Linked DNA regions of Homo sapiens: region 1 is linked to region 2. The links are chromatin contacts, found by Hi-C in ENCODE. All regions are on one chromosome and are shown on one strand. The core of a region is the stretch at or near the end of the contact, and the rest is flanking DNA. Distances in the headings are between cores, read along the strand shown.

The links. A loop is a pair of places that touch in the nucleus more often than their neighbours do. Pooled maps may share reads with other maps.
Region 1: a loop to region 2 is called in a pooled map, with 11 times the contacts of the local background. The contact joins the enhancer-like site here to the promoter of IQGAP2 in region 2. A Hi-C loop is called at or near these places in 2 of 37 single-sample maps with no recorded cell type and 3 of 50 pooled maps.

What each region holds. Positions count from the first base shown.
Region 1 is chr5:78,754,913-78,761,816 of GRCh38, forward strand. All of the region lies in intron 3 of LOC124900191 (a long non-coding RNA gene), which reads right to left. Among named protein-coding and RNA genes, the nearest start is that of LHFPL2, 110 kb to the left of the region's middle. RefSeq lists enhancers at 2,136-2,195, 2,766-2,815, 5,502-5,631, 6,227-6,326. Within about 2 kb of position 3,364, at least 4 of the 41 ENCODE cell types and tissues checked have a DNase peak (open chromatin) inside an H3K27ac peak, as active enhancers do.
Region 2 is chr5:76,398,646-76,404,949 of GRCh38, forward strand. It overlaps IQGAP2 (IQ motif containing GTPase activating protein 2), which reads left to right and starts at 4,640. Exons shown (of 36, transcript NM_006633.5): 1 at 4,640-4,946. The coding sequence starts at 4,901. RefSeq lists silencers at 4,322-4,671, 4,842-4,951 and an enhancer at 4,605-5,105.

The sequences.
Region 1 (6,904 bases), core at 2,114-4,613, 2.4 Mb after region 2:
CCTTGTTCGGAGAATTATGTTTTTCATTAATCATTGTAAAAGCAAGGATGATCTTGCAACCTTTTTGTATGCAGCCATTATATGTAGGGCAGTCTGTCTTTAAGTAGGGATAGATCACTCTAAAAGAAATAAGTCCTAGATAGCTTTCCCTCCAAGTCATCTTGTTTAAATACACTTGTTTAAAATGAAAAAAAAAAAGCGGGGGGTGGAGATGAAACCAGAACAAAACTCGCAGGTGGCAGTCTAGGTGTCCATTAACAATTACAGAACAATTGAAGAACCAAACCCATCTGAAACCCATTAGAAGCAATGTAAGTGCTACCATGCAGTCACCCCTCCCACCTTCCCCCAACACCAAGTGGCTTCTCCTCAAGGCAAGGCCATGACATCCACATCTGGGTCCAAAGAGTGGCGTGGGAGTCACAGCTTTGGTTTCTGGAGTCAGTTAGAACCTGAGTTCAAATCCTGACCCTGACATTTACCACCTGCATGACTCTGGACAAATGTTTTGTGTTCTCTGTGCCTTGGCTTTCCTGTCTATGAAGTGAAGATGATGGTATTTACTTCATAAGTGCTTGGGAGGATAAATGAGACAGTTCACATAAGGTGCTTAGTGAACAGTGAGAACTCAAGAAACCTACATTATTATGTTCTGTGGTGTTCCAAATATGCAGGAGCCGAAAGCCATTTGTGCTCTTCAACAGATGGAGCTACATGGATTTTCTCCCCAACGTATTATAAAAAATTTCAAATATACAAAAAAGCCAAAGATTGTACAGTGAATACGCATATACCTACCACCTAGGTTCCACAATTAGTATTTTGCTATGTTTTTTCACTTATCTCTTATCCATAATCCATCTTATTGTTTGATACAATTTAAAGTAAGCTGCAGACATCAGTACTTTTTAGACTACATATTCTATAGATTTCTTAAAAAGAAAAATTACATTCAGTGAAATGCACGGACCTTAAGTACACCATGCATGCATCCATCTTGACTTCTTAGTAAGTGTCCAGCTTCTGTTGCCATAGAGATGGCTTTGCTGTGGGTTGGGCTCTGCCAGGGAACAGGTGGTGGGTGATAGTGGTGGGTGGTCTGGGAGCACGTGGGAGGAGAGGGTCTACCCCTCTAGAGGCTGCTTACTTTTTGAGGCCCAGCAGAGCTCCCAGCTCCCCAGGGAGGTGCAGATTGAGTTATGCTCCTGTCACTATTTCACAGGTTCAAGCCAATTTTAAAGGTTATTTAGTTTTCTCAATGTAGAAAATCCTGTTTCTGCTTCCCTAACAGATGGTGATTCAGTCTGTTTGCATGCCTTGGGCAACCTCACTATGTTGGCTTTCCCAATTTAGAAGTTCTTTCTAAAGATGAGCTGAGATCCTTCCTGAAACTCAGAAGTTCTTCCTTCTGGAGACAGGTTCAAGATTCCTGCTGAAAAAGGAAGCCTGTTCTCTCATGTGCCCTTCATTTTCTCTAAATTGAATTTCTCCAGGTCATTCCATCCTTTCTCATTTGGCACTTATCACGTTCTGTCTTGAACTGTTAATTAACATTTCATCAGCTGGGTGTCTCCTTAATGAGGTTTCCTGCAGTCAAGGACCACAGCTAAGGCTTCTCTATGTATGGCAGCCTGAAGGCACTGCCCACCTTGAAGGTGCTCAATGAATGTACTGATTGATTTAGGTGGAAAAAGAATATTACATGGGTTAGATATAAATGTAATAGATCTTCGAGTCCAAACAATGAGTTTTGCCCTTTAAACATAGTTTGGACCATATATTATGTGTAGGGATGTATGTGCATCTCTTAGTCTATATTCTGTAGAGGAAACAGCCATAGAATATAACACCTAATGAAGAGCCTTGCTTATTAAAGTTATAAATAAAAACAGTGTTCTACCAGCTCTATGTTGTCAAGGCAGGGCTGCCTGAGCCACCATGCTGTATACTTTGAATTATTTGCATCATAATTTTGGGGAAGAAAATCCTGCTGTCCAAGAACCTCTGAAATATAAGGCAAGTCTTAACACTTCTCCCAGGGATGAACTGCATTTGAAATCATATTTCAATCCAAGGTACACCCAGAGCTTTGTTGTGAGAGAGTTCTTCCAGTCCCTAGACCTATCTTCCAAACAGTGTCTCACTGTTTCCTGTAAAGGGCAGTGGTTTCTACTGGGCTGAATACATGAAGAAAGCCCAGTTCCATCCAAGTCTTCTCCACTCACGTTCTTGCCCATTCATTCACAGGAAACCCAAGTTGAAATGGCTATAAGTAAACTTTCTTTGATACCATAAATGCCTGCACTTGGGACAGGCAAGGACTCTGCCCACTCGGCGATTTACATCTTTTCAGGTTGTGTTTACAGAAAGGAACATCTCCAAGCTAATTTTTACCAGAGCTTCTCTTCTCTGCCTCCCATGAGACCAAGTGTTTGCCAGAAGCCGAGTCATCACTCTGACAACATGACGGTGCCCCTACCCTGCATGTGTTTCTTTTCTTCCAAAACCAATAGAAAAAAACCCCAAAACCTATGTTCACATGTGGTTTTCATGAAAGGAAAGAGTTGTTGACACCATCCAGATGGGGACTGGGAGGCGCTGGTTTCCAGCCTGAAGCTGGGTAGGGCTCTGGGTGAGCGGGATTAGGAGACTCTGATATACTTGGGATGACTCATATCCACTGGGGGCTTAGGAGATGTAAAATAAGCCTGTGCTAGATTTTGCTGTGAAACTCATGATACAAAGGCACATCTCCAACACACCATGGCATTCAGAAGGGCTTCTTTAAGGAGACATCTTCAGAAGGAAAAAGAGCAAATTAGAACTTCAGTGTTTTTGGAGAAGACTCCCGGCTACCTCACCTGTTGCATAAGGCCTTGTGGCCAGCCCGGGAGTTATAGACGATGAGAGTTACTGGTTGTTTTCTAGAGAGGCACAGTCTAGTCTTGTGGAGGGGCTGAGAGGTGCTCTCTGAAACAGCCAGACCAAGAAGGCTGGGGATGTGTGTCCATCATGCTGGGGGTGAATTAGCACCAAGGATCAAGACTGAAGAAGTCCAATTCTGTGTTCAGTACACTTCACATGGAGCCTGGGATAAGGTGAAATAACCTGCTGGGTTGGCCCTTGAGATGGATGGAAAGTGAAAGAAGGGATAGGAGGTAATCAGGAGTGTCCAGGACAATTGTCCTGGACAATTTCCTCGATCGGAAATGGTACCCGTGCTTTTATTTTATTCGTTGCTCAGTGCATAATGAATCTGTTTGGTTGAAATGAAAGGATAGCATCTAGGAAAACAGCTGCCTTCAAAACAAAAGTGATTTTGCTTTCTGGAGCTGCCCTATCAGCAAAGGCAGTTTCACCTTCACCTTGGGGTCAAAAAGATTTGCCTCTTGAATGCATGAGTCAAACCTAAACTGTGTCGGATTTTTTAAACCTATGACCTTTAACCACATTGTTGATTCACAATGTCAAAAAGCTTCATTCTTCTTTTGGACTGGAAAGTTTAAACATACTTAGCACAAAGTTGAATCCTGGGTCCACATTTTTAAAAAAATTACCTTTCTAGTTCAGCTAGAAGAACCTCATTTTAACAGAGCACTGTTTGAAAGACTGCATAAATTATGACCAACAATAACAAACCTTTTTAAACAAACACATTAGAATGTATAACCAAAATACATGTGAGTTTTAGTCACATGATGCTATTATTACTCAAATTATTTTCAAAGTTCCTCTTTCAGAGTGGCCTTGAAGACAACTTGAACAGAAGCAGAAAAATGTCACCTGACTTGATAGTCACAGGTTTGCTTCCTTGATCTCATCCAATTTTCTGCCTTTCACATTCTTTTTGCAACTTTAACCTTGCCCTTCTCCCCTCTTTCACTTCATGAACTAATAACCATGGGACTCCCCCGCCCAACCCTTTAAATATATTGTAATGATGCTACCTGGGAATGGAAAAGTCCAGGAGAAAGACTATGGGGCCAACAACAGCTGGGAATCAGAGAGCCCCATGGTGTATGGGGCGTAACACCCAATATTCCTTTGGGTATTAAGTGCATATAAGAAACATAAGAGGAGGCTGGGCGTGGTGACTCATGCCTCTAATCTCAGCACTTTGGTAGGCCGAGGCGGGTGGATCATGAGGTCAAGAGATCGAGACCATCCTGGCCAACATAGTGAAACCCTGTCTCTACCAAAAATACAAAAATTAGCTGGGTGTGGTGGCACGAGCCTGTAGTCTCAGCTACTTGGGAGGCTGAGGCAGGAGAATTGCTTGAATCCAGGGGGCAGAGATTGCAGTGAGCCAAGATCGTGCCACTGCACTCCAGCCTGGGAGACAGAGTGAGACTCCGTCTCAAAATAAATAAATAAATAAATAAATAAATAAATAAATAAATAAATAAATAAATGAATGTAAGAGGATAACTGATCAAGTGTTCTCTACACAAATCACCACCAGTTGAACCCCCATTAAGGCAGGTAATAGTCCTTGGCTATAGACAAGAGTTGGTACCATGCGCCTAATGTAGGTCTGGATTTGGTTAACATCCTTTTGTGCAACAGGTCAGAGAAGGACTGATAACCAGAACACTGGCAGGCTGTGCTGGAACTGCTTGTTGCTGGATGGCAGGGACATTTGAGGCACAGAGATAAGAAGGGAAAGAACCAACTGTTGCGCGGATTCCCTCAATGGCAGCAGCTGTGTCTTAGTCTGTTTGTGCTGCTAGAACAACATACCTGAGACTGGGTAATTTATAAAGAACAGAAATGTATTTTCACAGTTTTGGAGGTTGAATGTTCAAAATCTAGATGCCAGCAGGTTCGGTGTCTGGTGAGGCCCAGTCTCTGCTTCCAAGACATTGACTTGTCGCTTTGTCCTTTGAAGGAAACGCACTCTGTGTCCTCACATGGCAAATAAATGGAAGGGCGAAAAGGGCCAAGCTAGTTCCCTCCAGCATTTGAATAATGCGCTAGTCTCATTTACGCGGGCAGAGCCCTCCTCCTGGCTCATCACGTCCTAAATGTCCCTCTCTTAATACTGTTGCATTGGGGATTAAGCTTCAACATGAATTTTAGGGGAAGAAAAACACTGAATGCATAGCAAGCTGTAAGAGAGACTTATGAGTTGTCTTGGGCCAATGTCTGGGAAAGGATTAGTTTGAGGGAGTTCCAGTATTGTAGAGCTACAGGAGGAAAAAGTGCCAGGTCAGGGTAGCTGAGAACAATGGAGAAATTGGGGGATAACCTAGATTTGGAACTGGAAGACCCACTTGGATTGTTGTGAGGATTAAATGAGATCTTTATACAAATAATTTGAAGCCACAAAATTGTTTTTTGTTGATGCGTCATTCACCATTTTCCTCATTCACGAGGAAGGCAACAAGCATTAATTTTTCTGGCCCTCCATTAAGAACCTGTCTACATCCTCACCTAGCTCCTGAGCGCCTTGCTTTTTCCATAGCTTAGTGAAAGCCTGCTCCTGTCCTCACCCTAGGCTAATTCCCCCACCTGTGCAACACCTGTGCTCTTCTAGGGCCATCCCTTCCTACTTTGTGAGTTCTTGTTCCGTCAGTTATGCCTCATTTGTTCACATTCTCAGCCTCTCCTTTCCTCTTCCTCATTATCATTCAAACATGCTCTACTATCACCCAACTTAAAAAAAGAGCAACTTCCTCCTTTATGGCACTATGTCCCTATAGGTACTTCCTTTTCTGCATTCAATTTCCTCTTCACAGTCAGCCTTCTGGAAAGGGCGGTCTCTACTCACTACCTGAAATTGCTTAGTCCCTTCCTACTTGAGCTCACTTCAGCTTGGCTCCTGAATCCATCGCTGCACTGGAACTGGTTTTGTCAAAGTGACCAGTGACCACCCCTCACCAAATCCAATGGGCACTTTTTCATTCTTCTATTAATCAATGTTTTCTAAACCTCTTACTCAGCTTCTATGGGAACTTTCTCTCCTATTTTTCTCCCACTTTTCCAACTGTTCTGTCTCATTTATCCTCTGCCATCCACTTCTCAAACATTGGGGATTCCTCTTGGCCTCTAGGGGCACTGCTGTTTCTTCAGCTCTTAGGAGAAAGCTGGTTGGCACACAGTTGGTTCACAGTCAAGGACCTTTCTTGAGCCAAAGGGCTTGGAGTTGGTGCTTTCTTCCTCTTGGACCTGGCTTTGGGGGTTCAGCTCTCCCCAGGTGAGTGGTCTAGTGAACCAGCCTGGGGCTGCCCCTACTGGGAAAGAACCTGTCCTAAAGGTGCAGTTTCCACCAGCAATGCTCCAGCCACCAGAACAAACCCCAATTTATTTCCTCATCCTTATCCTTTTTTCGGCCATGCCATTTCTAGAGCTCACCTTGCCTCTTTAAGGGATAAAACAGAGCTGAGATTTGCATCTGGGCCTATGAGGACAGGGAATAGGTGGCCACTCAGTTTGCTGGATCTGTCTCAGATCTGTCTATTACCGGCCAGAGTGGCTCCTTTAGTTAAACCCGGAGCCCCACGGATAAGTCTCCGCACTGAGGTCAGGGGCTAAAGCCCTAAAACATCCATTCCTTGGGGGCTTCCTTTGCCTGGTTGCATTCTTTACAAAGTTATCTTCCCCAGGATCCTACAACTGTTTATGTGTTGAGGTTCTTGGAGCAGGCATTCACAAAGGCAACCTATCTGACCAACTGGTATCCACAGCCTCTTTTTTTCTACACATACTTGTTCTTTTTTGTTTTTTTTTTTTTGAGATGGAGTCTTACTGTATCACCCAGTCTGGAGTGCAGTGGCACAATCTCGGCTCACTACAACCTCTGCCTCCAGGGTTCAAGCAATTCTCCTGCCTCAGCCTCCTGAAGAGCTGGGATTACAGGTGCCTGCCACCATGCCTGGCTAATTTTTTTTGTTGTTGTTTGTTA
Region 2 (6,304 bases), core at 3,390-5,889:
TTTTTCTCTGGAGTGAACATCCTTGTACATGTCCTCCTGTATGTGGGGGCTTCACTAGAGCACCTTAATAGATGTGAAGTTGCCAGGTTTCATGAAATGTACATCTTTACTTTAACTAGAGTTGACCAACTTATTCCTCGAAATGGTTGCTCAAAGTTACGTCCCCCTTAACACTGCATGAGAGTTCCCGATTCCCCACACTTGTTAAACATTTTTGGCACCTAACGGGTGCTTTCATTTTCATTCCCTGATAAATCGTGAAGCTTTATTCAAAATATCCAAGCTCTTGTAGGTCACTTAGAAGTTTGTCATCAATCAATTAATACAGAATCTTCTAGAAGGGAATGAGTCAGGCAGGGAAGATTAAAGCTAGGACAATAAGCTACTGCCAAAGATAGATCAATCCAAGATTAAAATAAAGTATACTTGGAGTATGGTCAATGGGAAAGCATAAATGATTTTAAAACATTGATTCAGAACAACTTTACAGGTATATGGCAGAGAGCCCTTTAGTAAGCACCATTCAGATTTTGTCTCATTCATGCATAAAGATCAATAAAGAACTACAAGGGATTAGCAATAAAACTATAATCAGAACTATTGCCTGGATACAAAATGGACCCCAGGGTCTATTTTGGCAAATAGATGATGGTAACTTGGGGTCATTTGTAGTACGTCCTTTAGTGTTCACCTAGGAAAAGACAACATGTATTTGGTAAAAGGCAAAAATGTTGAAAACTGTAGTTCAATTTATCAGTTTCTGTTGGGGAAACTGTGTGGACTCAGATAAACCCAGCTCTGCCATATACTACCAGTCTCTATGAGTCTGTTGCTTTACCGTTAAATAAGGATATCTCTATCTTCTTCCCAGAGTTGTTACCAGAATGAAAGTAACAACTATTTCTAGTATAGTGACTGGTGCATATAATTTATCATAGTAAATTCATGATTGCAACAAAATAATTGAGCAGCTACTACATGCCAGGCATTGCTACACATCCTGGACACATAGCAATGATGAATTAGACCAAGTTCCAGTTGTCAAGAAGCTCAAATTCTGCCTGGCATGGTGGCTCATGCCTGTAATCCCAGTACTTTGGGAGACAGACACAGGTGGATTACTTGAGGTCAGGAGTTCGAGACCAGCCTGGCCAACATGGTGAAACCCCATCCCTACTAAAAATGCAAACACTGATTGTTTCATTCATTTCTGATTCTTTTTAATTTTTTTGTAAATTTGAAGTTGAACTGTAACAGTTTTCTTTTTAGACATAGGAATCTCCTTTGCAGTAAAGCGTACTTTCTATTTCTTTTCAGTATCTCTCTTTTTCTGGAAATGGGAGCAAGTTAGAAAATTTTAATAGCCCAAGTGCTCCCAGTACTTTGAAAAAGGCTTGAATAATTTCTTTCCTATGATTTCCTCATTCCTCATTTCTGGCGACAGTCACTATTTTGGGTATGCATGTAAAATTGATCAATAATGTGATATTATTGGAAAATAACCAAGTCATCTCAAAGGCAAATATAATATTAAAGTGTGCTAAGATTTTTCCTGAGACATACTTTTTTTCCCTTTCGATGCTCTTGATATAATCTGTTATTTTAAAAATTGCATTTTCCCAAACACCTTTATTTCAACTTGTCAAAAGAAAACAGATGGGCCTTAAAAACAAAATTTTTTAAAATAATATTGCTTAAAAATTGTTTCAGCATGTCTAGTAGTTTATTAGTGTTGTTTTTTGTTTTACATTAAACAAAAAACCTTGCTTTCTTGAAAACTTTTTTTCACTAGATGGCCTTCATTTTTGTTTCTAATATTATTGCAAGCACAATCAGATGGCAAAGTAAGCTGACGCATTGCCTTGTACCTATTTGAATATTCTCCAGTATCAAATCCTAAGAGAAAATAGTCCAGCATTCTGCAGACAAATTTCTTTTCTGAGATGCTGAGGTGAAGTGGCCTGTGAGACAGTATTGTTATTACCCAATGAGTGCAGACCAAAATGCCCATGATTAATGCTAGCACTTGCAAAATAACAAGAGCATTTGCCTTTCCAATTTCGTCTTAGTGTTTTAAGTTCTTCATAAAAACATGACCCACGACAGGGCCTTGAAGCCACCTCAGATTCTTCAAAGAGCTGACCAGCTAGAACATGAACTTAGAACTACTGCCCTCCCAATCACCTATTTACGCTTTAACCTTCACTTTCTACGATTAACAGATATTTACTTTACTTAATCTACTTGTTAGTGTGTATAATATCTATACATGTTGATGGCACCAACTTGAGTATATTAAAACACCCCCTTCATCTCCCTTACTGATATCAGCCTCATTGAGGCTCTTCTTACCTCTCTCTTCAATCTCTGTCCAAACACCTTCCACGGGGCGTCAACATCTCCAAGTTGTCCCATCCCAACCTATCCTATGACCTGCTCCAATATTCTCCTTCCCTAAACTCCCTTGCATTCTGCAGCTTCCATACTCAAAACCTTTAAGATCTCTTGAATGTTTCTACGATAATCTCCGGTCCTCTTAGCCAGACACTCAGGGCCCTCCACAACCTGATGACAACTTCATAGCTCCAATCCAGTCCAACCAATCCAGCTCCAACCCAACCTTGTGCTCCACCTCATTGTTTCTTTCCCTTGGATGCTCTCCATCCAGCTTTTACCACACTTCCACTTCAAGCCACACTTTCAAACCCTGTCACCTTCCTGGACCATTTTAGTTCAGAGTGATTTTTTCACCCACCTCTAAATATATAGACTACTCATTTATTTGGGCTCTAAGTCATACACTCATACGAAAATTGTTATGTGTAAATACTTAATTGTTAACACTTGACAAATGCAACAACAGAAATGGAATGAACTTTAGACATCATTTAATTCAGCATCTCCTGACATGCACGAAAATCCCCTTCCACATTTCTCCTTTGGGTGAATATCAATTGACAGGGTGCCGAGCCTCAAATGTGGCCATTTCGCCTCTGAATTGTTCTTAGACTGAGAGGCATCTGCTTTTTAAGAAAGGAAAACTCCATTCATCCCATTCCAAACAGGTGAGAATCTAATGCCATCAGGGAAAAAAAAAAAATATTTTGCTATCCCGTCTGAATTGAGAGTTCCCTGTGTACAGTTTACGTCCCTGTGAGCATCTACCACTCACAGAGCCACCCTAAGCACGCTCTGCAGTGTCAGCATCACCTGGCAGTATGCTAGAAATTAGAAATGCAAATTCATGAGCACCAGCCCAGACCCATTGAGTCGGAAATTCTGAGGGTGGGGCCCAAGAATGTGAGTTTCAACAAGTTTGAGAAGGACTGCGTCTCCTATATGAAATGGAAAACAGCTGCTCATCCTCTGTATCCTTGCATAATAAAAAATGATTAGTGTCACTATGCCACCATTTCCTCAGCGAAATAATTTCCATCCCCCCACCGCCTCCGAGGGTCTTGCACTCTCACCCAGGCTGGAGTGCACTGGTGCAATCACAACCCACAGCAGCCTTGTCCTCTCGGGCTCAAGCAATCCTCCCACCTCAGCTTCCTGAGTAGCTTGGGACTGCAGGCGCAACCACCACGCCCGGCTAATACGGCTAATATTATTTTTTCATTTTTTGGAGAGACGGGGTCTCGCTATGTTGCCCAGGCTGGTCTGGAACTCTTGGGCTCAAGGGATCCTTGTGCCTCGGCTTCACAAAGTGCTGGGATTACAGGCGTGAGCCGCCGCGCCCGGCTCTAAATAATTTCTTATCGCCCTCCCTCAGTTTGTTTTTCCTGTTATCGGGTCACCCACACATTCCACAATTGTCAAATAGGTGAGGGCACAGGTACGGAAGCGTCCCGCATTCCCTCCAGATTTTATCACGCTGAGACACAAAGAGAAAAATAGCTCCTGGCGACCGCATGAAAACCCCGATTTCAAAACAGCCACATGCAGTTTAATTTCCTTAAAAGCTTAGCCGGAAAAGGTTTCTGTGGCTTGCGACCCCAGCTGGGCTTGAGAGAAGGCTCTGCACACTGGGGCGGGGGCGGGCACAAGGTGATCGGAGGGAGGGGGATGACTCGCAGTTGTGTTTTGAGTGGTTGCCTTGGGTTATCTTGTTCCTCCAGCACACACACACTCAGTTTCTTGTCATAAGGGGAACCCTGTTATTTTGTAGACAAAAAGTGACAGAAGCAACTTTCGAAGCAAAAAAAAAAAAAAAACAAAAAAAAACAAAACCAAAAAGACGAAGAAGAAGAACAAAAGTCAACGTGAAATCTCCCCAGAGGAAAAGGAACCGCGCTGTTTGTCCCTCAGTAACTGAGCAACACCCCGGACACGAAGGGCTCCCTGTGACTTCTGCGGTTTTTCTTGCACTTCTCCGCGTTGGTTCACTTCCACCCTCGAAACTCTCCAGAAGCGAGAAATAAGGCGGGGTGGCCGCCACCCCCAGGCCACCAGCTGTGCGGGGGCCCCAGCTGCAGGGGGTCCCGGCCCAGCGTCCCTCTCGGCCCCTTCCCTCTCCCCCGGGGGAGAAGGGGCGGGTCCACGCGGCCTGGGCGCTGCGCCCGACACGCGGTAGGGGTCGCTGCGTCTCGGCGCGCGCTCCCACCGCGGTGAATAACGGGGCCTGGCTGGAGGAGAAAGGAAACCTGCTGCGGGAGGCGGCGGCGACCGGCCAGGGAGCGAGGGAGGAGAGTTCACTTTTACTTCAGTGTCAGCGCGCGGCGGCCGTGGCTGGCTCTGGCGAGAGAGCACCGAGGGAGTGGGTCGCAGATCTTCGGGCGGCTAGGGGAAATCGGCGAGAGGCGGGATCCGAGCGCGCCGGCGGGGCGCAGAGCCCGCGAGCCTGGCCAGCGAGGGTAGCCGCGGGGGGCGCGCCCCGGGCGGGCCCCCGGAGACGCGCAGGATGCCACACGAAGAGCTGCCGTCGCTGCAGAGACCCCGCTATGGCTGTAAGTGCGCCGGGCGCGCGGGGTTCCTGCTGGCCTTGGGGAGCTCCCTCCCCGAGGACGGCGTTGGAGAAGCCGAGGGAGCCGGTTGCGCGGCGCAGAGGAAATTGGAAGGCAGCAACTGCGCGGCTGGCAAAGTTGGGAGCTGGAGTTGCAAAGGGCAGTGAATCGCGTCCCCCCGCTCCTCCCGCCCCCCAATTCCTAATATCCAGCTGGCAACCCAGACCCTCCACTCCGCATACCCAAACGGGGTGCGCGGGCAGTGCGGGGATTGCGCTCTGGGACAGACCAGGTTGGGATTTTAGGGGTATCAGGTGAGGAGTCCGCGGAGCTCCGGGTCGCCGCCGGCTTGGGCCAGGGGGTGGCGTAAGGCACCGGATTCTTCCAACCCAGAAGGGGAGGAAAGTTTGTTTGCTGTGGCTACAGGTGGGCACCGCAAGTAGGGCGCCGGCGCACTCTGCTAGTGCAAAGCCGGCTTGACTGGAAGGGCGGGAGTCTCCTCCTGTCCCGCGCCCTCGAACTTCACCTGACCCGCTAGAGCCATTGGCCTCACAGGTGTAAGTCCCTCCCCTCTGAAACCCCCCAACCCCTTTCCCCCCCGCTCCCCTCGCGCGGGAGGATTGCTGTGTGGAGAGGACGCGGCACTAGGCTCCGGGGAATCCGGCGGGAGCCCGCGTGACTTGAACGAGATGGTGTCGATTACCCAGCCAGGGGCTGCCCTCGGAAATAGGTTGCTTTGGCCGATCGTGAGTGGATGGAGCCAGATTAACACCAACCACGTGGCTTCATGTGCAGAGTTCAGAGTCCTAAACATGTGCCAGGAAGCATTTCCTTTAAAACAAACAGAAAGTTGGCCTGCTGTCTCTCCAAGGTGGCCCTGTCAGTGAACCCAAGGCCGAAGACCACAGGTTAATCTTTGCCCAGGCTGGCCTTGGTGGCAGAGGTACCAGGTTTGGGTTAAGGTGGTGATACCTTCAGCAGGGTGTTTTGTTTGTGTGTGTGTGTGGTTTTGGATGGTGCGTAAGGCCACTGACTTGCTTAACTGAAAAAGGGCTCCTCAACTTGTGTAGGTTCTTTCCCCTCCTCCCCGCTGGCGTGTCAAAGATGGGAGGTTATCTTTCCTGTGTTACCCTTGCAGTGAGGGGGAGGCCTGAGGACTACAGCCTCTGTACTCTAATGCATTCAGCAGTTGACTGAGACCCAGCTTTTTGCCTTTTGGTAAACCACACAGACAGCAGAGCCTCTTGGGTTCAAGAGGGAACGCTGTGCTCATTCAGTGTTTGCAGTGCCAACCTCAGGTGGGACCCAGCTTTTTGCCTTTTGGTAAACCACAGATACAGCAGAGCCCGTTGGGTTCAAGG